2 separate regions of the Homo sapiens genome follow, and region 2 is linked to region 1. The links are chromatin contacts, found by Hi-C or POLR2A ChIA-PET in ENCODE. All regions are on one chromosome and are shown on one strand. Each heading gives the region's core, a stretch centred on a gene start or an enhancer-like site at or near the end of the contact. The rest is flanking DNA. Distances are from core to core; before and after follow the strand shown.

Region 1 (5,483 bases), core at 2,792-5,291:
CTGGATTATTGCAATCTCCTTCCAACAGGATTCTCTCTCACACCTATCCTCTGGACAGCCAGTTCTCTATGCCGTTGCCAGATCCATCTTGCCAAAGCAGAACTCTGTTGTCTTCACTCTTGGCATTTACAAAGGCCTTCCTCAATGTGCCTCAAGCCAAGGGTCTGGTCTAATTACCATTATTCCTCTTGGCATAGCCTAGCCAAACTGAAACACTCACTGTCCCTGCAACATGCCCTGCATTTTCTCATCTTAATGCTTTGGTTCGTGTTGTTAGGTCTTAGTGCAAAGTGCTTTTACCCACCCCAACCTCAATCTCTGCCAGTCAAGAAATATTACCCATCCTTTATATGTGGCCTCCATAATTAAACTTTTCTTGATTCTTTCCAAAGATGTACTGTCTCCTAGTTTGTTGTTGCTTTTGTTGTTGTTGGTGGTGGTGTTTGAGACAGTATCTTGCTCTGTCACTCAGTCTGGAGTGCAGTGGTCCAATCTCAGCTCACTGCAACCTCCACCTAATGGGTTCAAGTGATTCTCCTGCCTCAGCCTCCCGAGTAGCTGGGACTACAAGCACGTGCCACCATGCCTGGCTAATTTTTTTGTATTTTTATTAGAGACGGGCTTTCACCGTGTTAGCCAGGATGGTCTGGATCTCCTGACCTGGTGATCTGCACGCCTCAGCCTCCCAAAGTGCTGGGATTACAGACGTGAGCCACCGTGCCCAGCTTCTCTCTCCTAGTTTTAACCTTCCCCCTGCCTTTTATATCTGGTCATCTCTTGTGGCAAAAAGCATATTCTTCATATATTAAACTTACTTATGTATGTCTCTCTCCTACATAAGCTCTTAAGATAATGAACTATAGCTCTTTGCCTACTTACCTTTATGTTTCTTTATGTTTTCTGATTAGATCAATGTATTCTATTCCAAAGGTACTCCAAAATTTAATTGAAAATTTTAAATTGAAAATTCAATTTAATTGAAATTGGCATAAATCCAATACTGACAACATGCCCCAAGGAAAAAACTCAAAGGGAGTTTTTTTTAAAGAGCACTACTTGTGTAAAAATATTCACTCAGCCAGGCGCAGTGGCTTATGCCTGTAATCCCAGCACTTTGGGAGGCCAAGGCGGGTGGATCACGAGGTCAGGAGATTGAGACCATCCTGGCTAACATGGTGAAAACCCGTCTCTACTAAAAATACAAAAAATTAGCCGGGCATGGTGGCGGGTGCCTGTAGTCCCAGCTACTCAGGAGGCTGAGGCAGGAGAATGGCATGAACCCGGGAGGTGGAGCTTGCAGTGAGCAGAGATGGCGCCACTGCACTCTGGCCTGGGTGGCAGAGCGAGACTCTGTCTCAAAAAAAAAAAAAAAAAAAAAAAAAACAACATATATATATATATATATATATACACACACACACACGTGTATACATTTACTCAGAACAGGCAGAAGCGGATAAGATGGCAGCAGCAAGCAGCTGATCAGGGTGGGAGAACCAGTGGTAGTGGAGGCAGTAGTGGGGCTGGCGGTGGTTCCAGGTGCGGCACAGGCAGTGGCCATAGCAGCTTGTTGGATAAGTGGAAGACAGATGATAAGCCTGTAAAAATTGACAAGTGGGATGGATTAGCTGTGAAAAACTCTTTGGATGATTCTGCCAAAAAGTTACTTCTGGAAAAATACAAATATGTGGAGAATTTTGGTCTCATTGATGGTCGCCTTACCATCTGTACAATCTCCTGTTTCTTTGCCATAGTGGCTTTGATTTGGGATTATATGCACCCCTTTCCATAGTCCAAACCCATTTTGGCTTTGTGCGTCATATCCTATTTTATGATGATGGGGATTTTGACCATTTATACCTCATATAAGGAGAGGAGCATCTTTCTTGTGGCCCACAGGAAAGATCCTATAGGAATGGATCCTGATGATATTTGGCAACTGTCCTCCAGTCTTAAAAGGTTTGATGACAAATACACCTCTAAGCTGACCTTCATCAGTGGGAGAACAAAGCAGCAGCGGGAAGCCGAATTCACCAAGTCCATTGCTAAGTTTTTTGACCACAGTGGGACACTGGTCATGGATGCACATGAGCCTGAAATATCCAAGCTCCATGACAGTCTCGCCGTAGAAAGAAAAATAAGGCCGGGTGCGGTAGTTCACGCCTATAATCCCAGCACTTTGGGAGGCCGAGGCGGGCAGATCACAAGGTCAGGAGATCAAGACCATCCTGGCTAACACGGTGAAACCCCGTCTCTACTAAAAAATACAAAAAATTATCCAGGTATGGTGGCACGTGCCTATAGTCCCAGCTACTGGGGAGGCTGAGGCAGGAGAATGGCCTGAACCTGGGAGGTGGAGCTTGCAGTGAGTCGAGATCGTGCCACTGCGCTCCAGCCTGGGCGACAGAGCGAGACTCCGTCTCAAAAAAAAAAAAAAAAAAAAAGAAAAATAAAATAGCCAATTCTAAAAGTAGCCCTCTTTCTGTTGGATCTTGCTGAATTACTGGTTTGTGGGGTGGGGGAGATAAAAAGAATTTAAAATGGATAAAGTAAAAAAAGTTTAAAAATCCCTGTTTTGTCCTGAAATTTTAGTCTGTTCTGGATAAATAGGATTTTCTGAGAGAGATATGAGAAGTTGTAGCTCTGATGTCTAGCTGTAGTCTCCTGGGTCTGCTGATTGCATTATTTTAATTTGCTTTTCTGGGAAAGCAGTTTTGCTAAAAGCTGTACAGACTTTCCTTTGTACCTAGTAGTACTTTATATAGTATAGCTTTGGGCTATGTAGCATTTTAAGACTCAATTAATAAAAAATTAATCTGTTGCTGACTCTGTTAATTCCTATTTCCACATGTATTTCCTTGAAGAATTCAGGATACGACTTCTTGTGTATGACAGTTTTCCTTCACACACTATTTTTGTGGGTGTGTATATATCTGATTTGGGGAGAATTTAAAAAACACATAGCTTTTTAATTTGTTTGAAACAGACCTTTTGCCTGTTACATTTTGTGCTCTTAACCAATTAAAGAAGCCAATGACATGTTAGTTTTATATTGTGTTTTCCACTAGTATATCCCTGTTGATTTGTTTGTGCCTTTTATTAACTGCCATTTTCTAAAATTTTTTTCAATAAAGGGAAGACGTGAAAAAAATTACTCAGAACAGCAATATATAATAAACAATTAAAAAATCAACAATAAGGGAGTTGTTAGATAAATTAAGGTAGGGCTGAATCTAATTCTCCTGGGTCTGGCCCATAGGAAGTATTTAATACTTATTAAATGAATGGTATACTACCGTGTTGCAATATTATTTACTCAGGTGCATGTGAAATCAGTTTAAGGGAAAAATAACTTTCACAAAACATAGGAATTACATCTATAGAAAACCTATGCTGCCGGGCGCGGTGGCTCAGCCTGTAGTCCCAGCACTTTGGGAGGCGGAGGCGGGAGGATCGCTTGAACCTAGGAGTTCCGAGGCCAGCCCGGGCAACACAGACAGATCCCAGTCTCTACAAAAACTATATTTAAAAAATTAGCTGGGCGTGGTGGTGCGAGCCTGTAATTCCAGCTACTTAAGGTCAGGGAGGTCGAGGCTGCAGTGAGCCATGATCGCGCCACTGCATTCCTGCCTGGGGGATAGAGACCCTGTCTGAGAAGTGAAGGAAAGGGGAATGGTAGAGGGAAGGGGAAGAGAAAGAAAAGAAAACCTATGGAGGTACGTTAATAATCAGAAGGGGCCAGAGGAAGCCACCTGACACATTTGTGAGACAATTTAAAAGGCGTTCTCATACATTCTCACTTTGATACAACAACCCTGCAAAGTGCGCACGGAAGGTGTTATTAACTCCGTTTTACAGGTAAGGAGATCGACCCACTGAGGTCAGGAGTGACTGACCAAGGCGGAGCCAGGACTCTAGCCCCCGCCTCCCGGCCACTGGTCCCGGTCTCCTTCCCCGCCACCACTCGGCCACCGTCATTGGTGTTCAGAGTTTCGGTTCTCTTTTCTGTGATCGTATTACTTATGCAAAACGAGCCCAGTCACTTGCGCGGCCAGAGAGGGGCAGGTGCTGGGCGGCGGCTGACGGGCGCAGCACCCTAGGCCCAGTGTCTGGCTCCAGCCCCGCATCCGGCGCCGGCCCCGCATCCAGCTCTGGCCCTGCGACAATAGAGTCCGGAAGTGCAGGCAAAGCGGCTCCCGGGAGCGCCGCGCGGTCCTGCGCGGGATCAGCGAGGGCCGCGCCCCGGCGGGCGGGCGGCATGGCTGCAGTGCTGGCTCTCAGGGTGGTCGCGGGGTTGGCGGCCGCAGCGCTGGTGGCCATGCTCTTGGAGCACTACGGCCTGGCGGGCCAGCCCTCGCCGCTGCCGCGCCCCGCGCCCCCCAGGAGGCCGCACCCTGCGCCAGGGCCCGGAGACAGCAACATCTTCTGGGGCCTGCAGGTGACGCGGCGGGAAGCCGGGCCGGGAGGCAGGTGCAGATCGGGCACCGTGCGGTGGGACCCTTGCGGGTGTTGGGCCCCACGCTCCAGGCTGGGGACCTCAGTCAGATTGTAACTCGAGGCTCTGTCTAGTGCTGGCCCTGTCCTTACCTGGGGGGTTCGTTATGCATTGCCTCTTTGCCTTTTCCTTCTGCCCGAGAGAGCCGCTGAGCCGCCCCTCCCCATGCTGCCTCTTCCTGGCTCAGATCTCTCTGTTCAATACCTGTTTTCGGCAGATATCCGACATTCACCTGAGCAGGTTTCGAGATCCAGGCAGAGCGGTAGACTTAGAGAAATTCTGTTCTGAAACTATTGACATCATTCAACCAGCTCTCGTCCTAGCAACAGGTAGGGAGGCTTGCCGTGCTGTGGTGGTGGTCTGTGGTCCGCATGGTAGAACTCTAGCCAGGGCTGTGGCTTTTCATTTTGGGGACGTTGGGAGCAGTATAGCCACAGCCCCAGGTGAGCTCTGTGAGGTGGAAGAGATTGGACATTCTAACCCCTTTGCCTATGGATAACTGAATGAGTCAAGATCCAGGCAAAATGATTTGACGTAGCAAGGTTTTGTCAAAGCAGTAGAAGCAAGGCTCCTGGTTCTCATGTCAGTCTGTTGTCTGATATATTTGTATCTGGTTTTTGTTCTTGTTGTTGTTACAGTTCTGGTTGTGAGAATTAGGGAAAAGCCTGTAACCACGAATCAGAAGTTCTCTTCTTTTGCTAACTTTTCTATTTTCTTTACATTATTAATCTTATATTTTCAGTTGTTTGAGGCTTCCGGTGACCCAGGGCACTTTTTCTTCATCCTTTGATAGTTTTATGACTTAAGTTTTCTAGACTCTTCAAACACTTTATTTGCTTTCAAACTGTAATGGGGAGAAGAAGCTAAAGGAGCATCTATCTATCTTGCTTACTGGGGAATTCATCACTCATCCACCTTATTGAAGCATCTCTGCTGACATGAAAGGGTATCAGTTCTGATTTAATGGATGAGCCTCCATAAAAAGTTT
Region 2 (5,450 bases), core at 15-2,514, 380 kb after region 1:
GCTGAGGCGGGGAGATCACCTGAGGTCGGGAGTTCGAGGCCAGCCTGACCAACGGAGAAACCCCGCCTCTACTAAAAAATACAAAACTAGCTGGGCGTGGTGGTGCATGCCTGTAATCCCAGCTACTCAGGAGGCTGAGGCAGGAGAATCGCTTGAACCCGGGAGGCAGAGGTTGCAGTGAGCCAAGATCGTGCCATTGCACTCCAGCCTGGGCAACAAAAGTGAAACTCCATCTCAGGAAAAAAAAAAAAAGAAAAAGGAGCTAGGCATCTAGTCATGTTACTGGAAAATGTTGACACACCAATCCATCAGCTTAGTGGAATATAAAATCCATCCAGGTCAACAGCCACTGCAACTGAATGATTGAATTCATGTCTTATACAGATAATTCTCAATTACTCAGTATAGTAGTCACCTTTCCTTAATTATCTCTCCTCCTTTTCCACTGCTCCTAACTGCCAAATCTTTGATCACTTCCTGATCACTGATACTTATAGATGCTGCTAGGAAGTTGGAGAAAATAAGGCTAATATGACTAAAGCTCCATTAGCCTAGGAATATATACAGCAATTTTATATTAATATATGTGAGGCTGACATCTTCCTGATGTGACTGGCTTCCTGTAAAGCAGGCTACTCACTCTTTTGAGAATGTTTCTGTTTAGAATTACTCATGTCATGGCTTCCTCCATTTATCCCTAATGATGAAAATCGGCAGTTTTACCACTTAGTACTCCTAGGAGCTTTGGTGAAAGGCCAGATACAGGGATGACAGAGGATGAAATTAATGACTGAACAGAAGTTTGGGGATTATCTGCTGATGTTAATAATTCACACTGAATGCTCTAACCTTGTCCTTTTGGCTACAGAGACTTGAGAGTAGGCTGCTTTCTGGAATAATGTAAGAAATGAAAAGAAGTTAAACCAAAGTACTTAGCCATTCTTCAGATTAAGATGCAGCGATACTTGGGAAGACACTTACAGAGAGAACATAGTTATTCTCAGGCACTTCTTAGAAATGAGCATTGATATATAAACACCTACTAGGCCCTTTCCATCAAAGAGTTTGTCTGTGGTGTCCTCAAGGAGCTTAGGGCCATGTACCCTAGATCAGAGCTTACTTTGGCATACTGCATATTTTTAGGTTTGGACATTTTTATCATGGTCTGTCTATGTCACAGGAGAATAGTAGAGAATTTCCTGGAAAAACCCACACAGCTCAAGACAGCCACAGCCCCACCCCTGCTGGCTCCTCTTTCAGCTGTCCCCACAAACAACAGTCAGCCCAGAGCAGCTGCAGACACTGCCCCTCCCTCCAGCCTTCTGTTAGTGAGGACGCAAAGGGGACCAGGCAGCTGGGATGAGCTCAAGGGGATATGCTAGTGCCTTATGGCTTGACTACCCCACAGGCTGGGCCACCATTCCTATCACCTATCCTCAAGCCCTGGGCCAAAATGCTGAGAAAGCAGACAAAAATGTATCCTACAGTGACAAGGAGAGTGCACTTATTCCTAGGCACTGCCCCCTCCACATTGACATACCCACACACAGAAAAGAAGGGACCCTCTGATAAAGAGTCAGTGGCCCAGCTCCTTCTAGTGGTCAAGTCTGGTAAAAGCTTTCAAAGGTGATTTTTGCACCAGGTAGTCTCTCCAGTGGTGACTTTCTAACCCCTACAAAAAATCTGGATCTTCCGAGCATTCTAATACAAATTCAGAAACAATTAGGACAGTGGAAAACTGAGTTTCAATAACTCTCTGATTCTTTTACTATTGGATACCTATAGGAAATAGAAGGGGGCTTATAATTCATAACTAATATTCTAAGACTCTAAAAAACACAGGGCCGGGCATGGTGGCTTATGCCTGTAATCCCAGCACTTTGGGAGGCCGAGGTGGGTGGATCACTTGAGGTTAGGAGTTTGAGACCAGCCTGGACAACATGTTGAAACCCTCTTCTACTAAAAATACAAAAATTAGCCGAGGGTGGTGGTGCACACCTGTAATCCCAGCTACTCGGGAGGCAGGAGAATTGCTTGAACCCAGGAGACAGAGGTTGCAGTGAGCTGAGATCATGACATTGCAGTCCAGCCTGGGCGACAGAGCTAGACTCCATCTCAATAAATAAATAAATAAAAATACAGGCTGAGGGACCAGTCTGGAGGCCTTCGGTCTGACTCTCCATTTCCACTGACGGACTTAGGAAGTGATAGCTCTATTACTTCTACCAATACAACAGTTACCCTGAATTAATACAGCAGCTCATTAACCCCTGGAACCGGGGTCTGCATTGCTGTCTGAAATGGGAAAGCAAGGACATGAATAGGACTTCAAATCTCATACTGCAGGCATCTTTAGTTCTGGGTTTACCTGGGAGCTAAGAGTACTCCAGAGTTGATCTGGTCTGAGATCCTGATTTATGATTTCCTTGATCACCTAGATGACCTCTCAGAAATCTTCCACAAAAGGGAGAAAGACTTCCAGTGGCATTTGTACATTGCAGATTTGGAAGTCTAGGAATGAAGAAGCTTTTTTTTCATCTTTTATACAATTCAAACCTCACAGCATTATCGGAGGATGGTACTAATATTATACTCATTTCATAGTTTATGAAGTAGGCTCTGAGAGAGGTTAAGTCTCTTGTTTAGCAGCATGATTAGTAAAATGGTGGATCAAGTCTCAAATCCAGGGTTTCATATCTTACTTTGTAGCTCAGCTCAAGCCTCTCTTTCTTCTTTGGCATCTCACCATTTCATTGCAGCAGAGCCTAGGAATACAGCAGGTGGAGAGTTGGTTGTGGTGGGTAGCTGTTCAGAGGGTGAAGGCTGAAGGAAAACTCCACTGTGAGTTGGCACCATGCCCAGGGTGTGGCCCTTGGGGGTGGCAGCTGAGAATATGGGTGGGCTCTGTATTGGTCTGGGAAATGTTATTTTGTTCGTAAACTAAATGTCTACTTAAGTTTCCCTCCTAACACACTCCAGAAAGCCCTAGAAAGCAGGGAGGAGATAGAAGGCTTGAGGTGGGAGGAAATAAGAACGATGAAGTTGCAGAAGAGGGGTATTTCCCTTTTGTGATGCTCAGAACTCAGCCTGGTTTTCCCTGTGTATCTCTGCAGATGGCCGCTTCTACCCAAACGGGGTTGTTGCCATTGTCGCAGATTTGCATCCCCGGATCTAAGCAAGGATTGCTCCCCTTTTGTCCCCTCAACCCCCAAGAGTACTAGTGACTCAGCTCCTCCTCTCCTCTGGCTGCAATTAAGGGGGGATGGGGGATGCTGAGAGCACAGACTATTTTGGCTTCTCTGACCTTCAAAAGTAACTCTTGGCAGCCTGGGGCAAGGGTGGGGCTAGTGTTTGGGTGTGAGTGGGTGGCTGTGATTGTGAGGAAGGCCTTAGGAGCTGGCCAAACTGGGGAGGGTGGATGGGAAGAGGGCAGGGAAGGACTATGTAAGAGCATGAGCATCCTCGGGTTGGAAGGAAGTGCTACCACTCTCCAGATTCTTCCTTTGAGTCCTAGAGCGCTTTACTAAATCTGAGATGGAGGTAGAGACTAAGGGAAACAGGATCAACATTAGAAAGATCCAAATAATATAATATAGAAACAGCAAAGAGACAAGGAGAGAGCAAGAACCCAATCACCCTACAAAGTCATTATAGGGTTTTTTTAATCTAAAGAGTACTTCTGTTACATTTAATAATTGGCCTACAACCTTGCTTGGGCCGGAGGCCCTGGTGATCCTTCTTGGTCCTTGTTAACTCCTTCACTGTAAGGCAGAAAGCTCCCTGTCCCTTCAGGGACTTGTCTCTTCATATCCAATGACTCAAGAATCCCAAGAATCAGTGCCTGTGTGGTTACTGTGTTATGCTGCATTCCCATGAAACTTCATGTAGCTCTCAGGGTCCCTGTGCCCCACCCCAACAGGCTAGGGACCATGTGTCCACTCCGGAATTTCAAACTACCCTCTAACCCTAAAATAAGACTTATTTCTGCCCTCCTTGGTTTCTGTAGTGCTGAGGTTCAGAAGAAGGCAGCACATCTCTGCATCCCCAACCTTTGTCTTAAGCAGTTCCCCACACCTACCCCATGCTTTTGGGCCCCCAGCCTTTGTCTCCTGCTCCTCCAGGGACTGAAGGTCACTCCCTGGATCCATCTGAGGAGAGAGGCAGCAGATGGTTTCTAAGAGAAGGGGGAGAGCCCACGCAGCCCATGCCTCCTATAGCCTCGCTCTGTGCCCTAGCATGGGGCTTTGGTCTTTTGGCTGATGCCAAAAGAATATTTCCTAACTAAGCAGGGTTGGGAGAGAAAGGTCCTATGGGCCATAGGACATTGCAGAGGCTCCTTGAGCTGCTAGACAATCCCTCAGCCCCACAGAGCCAAGCAAAAGCACTGGAGCTCAGACGTCGTGAAGGCAAAGAAACAGTTAAGTCTCCAGTGCCTCGTCACGGACCAGCCCCTCTTCCCCGCCCTGGCGCCGCCCTCCTCATCAAGCACCCCCCTCCCCCCCCCACCGCCCGCCCCACTCCCACCCTAAGTGCTGCAGACTCTTCCCTGAAGCTGCCGGCTGAGGCCGGAGCTGCCGCCTCCATGAGAGGCTTCCTCCTACACCCCAGGGTAAGAACCGAACCAAAGGGCTTGGCATGTGGGGGTACACTGTGATAGGGAGGTGGGATGGGGGTCATGGAAAGGGTGCTGGTACCTAATCTGGCACATCTAGAACTAGCCCAGTGGCAGTAGGCAGGATGGGGAAATGGAGAGAGAAGATGAACGTTACTGGCTGTGGGCCCAGCCTGGACCCAGAACCAGAGGCCACCAGGGGCTGTGACAGTCCACCTCTCCAGCTGGGCGGGGATGGGAGAAATCAGCCTGGGACAGCAGCAGAGGGTGGTGCCACTGGCTCTGCCTGACAGCCCAGGATGCTGGAGGAGTTTGGGGGCTATGTTTCTGGTCAGAGGCAGAAGAATCTGAGAGAAAGGGGGATGTTATGGGAATGTGCCTAATAGGAGGGCCCCTGGGTGTCAGCTGCTGGATTGCTCAGCTGCTCCTATGCTGGGGGTGAGCAGGGCAGTGAGTTTTTGCCAAGTAAGGGAAGGTGGGGGACACTATGGAAAAGAAGGGAGGAAAGGGTCACTAAGACGTGGCACGCGCCTCCTTACAGACCAACCGGTTTGCAGTGGGCTCCCCCACCCTATTCCCTGCGGCTAGCTTTAGAATGGGACTCTAAACCCCCCTTTCTGGCCCTGCCGAGGCCACTCTGGAGACGGAGAACTCCCTCCCCAGCGGCTGCCCTGCATTTCCAGTCGTGTCAACCCCACAGGTTCCCAGTCTCAGCCCTACCCCCACCTCATCTCTGCTTCTCTTCCCAAGATGGGGGCTCTTGAACAGAGGAGCCAGTTTCTTCTCTCTCTCTGCATCCCCCCATCCCCACCCCCCATGCAGAAGCAGCCAAGAAAAT

The links. A loop is a pair of places that touch in the nucleus more often than their neighbours do. ChIA-PET counts read pairs that join two places held with the same protein, here RNA polymerase II (POLR2A). Pooled maps may share reads with other maps.
Region 2: a map with no recorded cell type shows a loop between it and region 1 (2.6-fold over the local background). The contact joins the enhancer-like site here to the promoter of TMEM62 in region 1. A Hi-C loop is called at or near these places in 1 of 37 single-sample maps with no recorded cell type and 6 of 50 pooled maps. POLR2A ChIA-PET finds 5 or more read pairs at or near these places in 1 of 52 experiments (activated CD4-positive, alpha-beta T cell).

What each region holds. Positions count from the first base shown.
Region 1 is chr15:43,129,545-43,135,027 of GRCh38, forward strand. TMEM62 (transmembrane protein 62) reads left to right here and starts at 4,042. Exons shown (of 14, transcript NM_024956.4): 1 at 4,042-4,438; 2 at 4,713-4,824. The coding sequence starts at 4,259. It also overlaps the pseudogene SPCS2P1. RefSeq lists silencers at 3,830-3,889, 4,110-4,509, 4,700-4,911.
Region 2 is chr15:43,513,092-43,518,541 of GRCh38, forward strand. It overlaps MAP1A (microtubule associated protein 1A), which reads left to right and starts at 4,517. Exons shown (of 6, transcript NM_002373.6): 1 at 4,517-4,609. RefSeq lists an enhancer at 4,992-5,450. Within about 2 kb of position 1,265, at least 4 of the 41 ENCODE cell types and tissues checked have a DNase peak (open chromatin) inside an H3K27ac peak, as active enhancers do.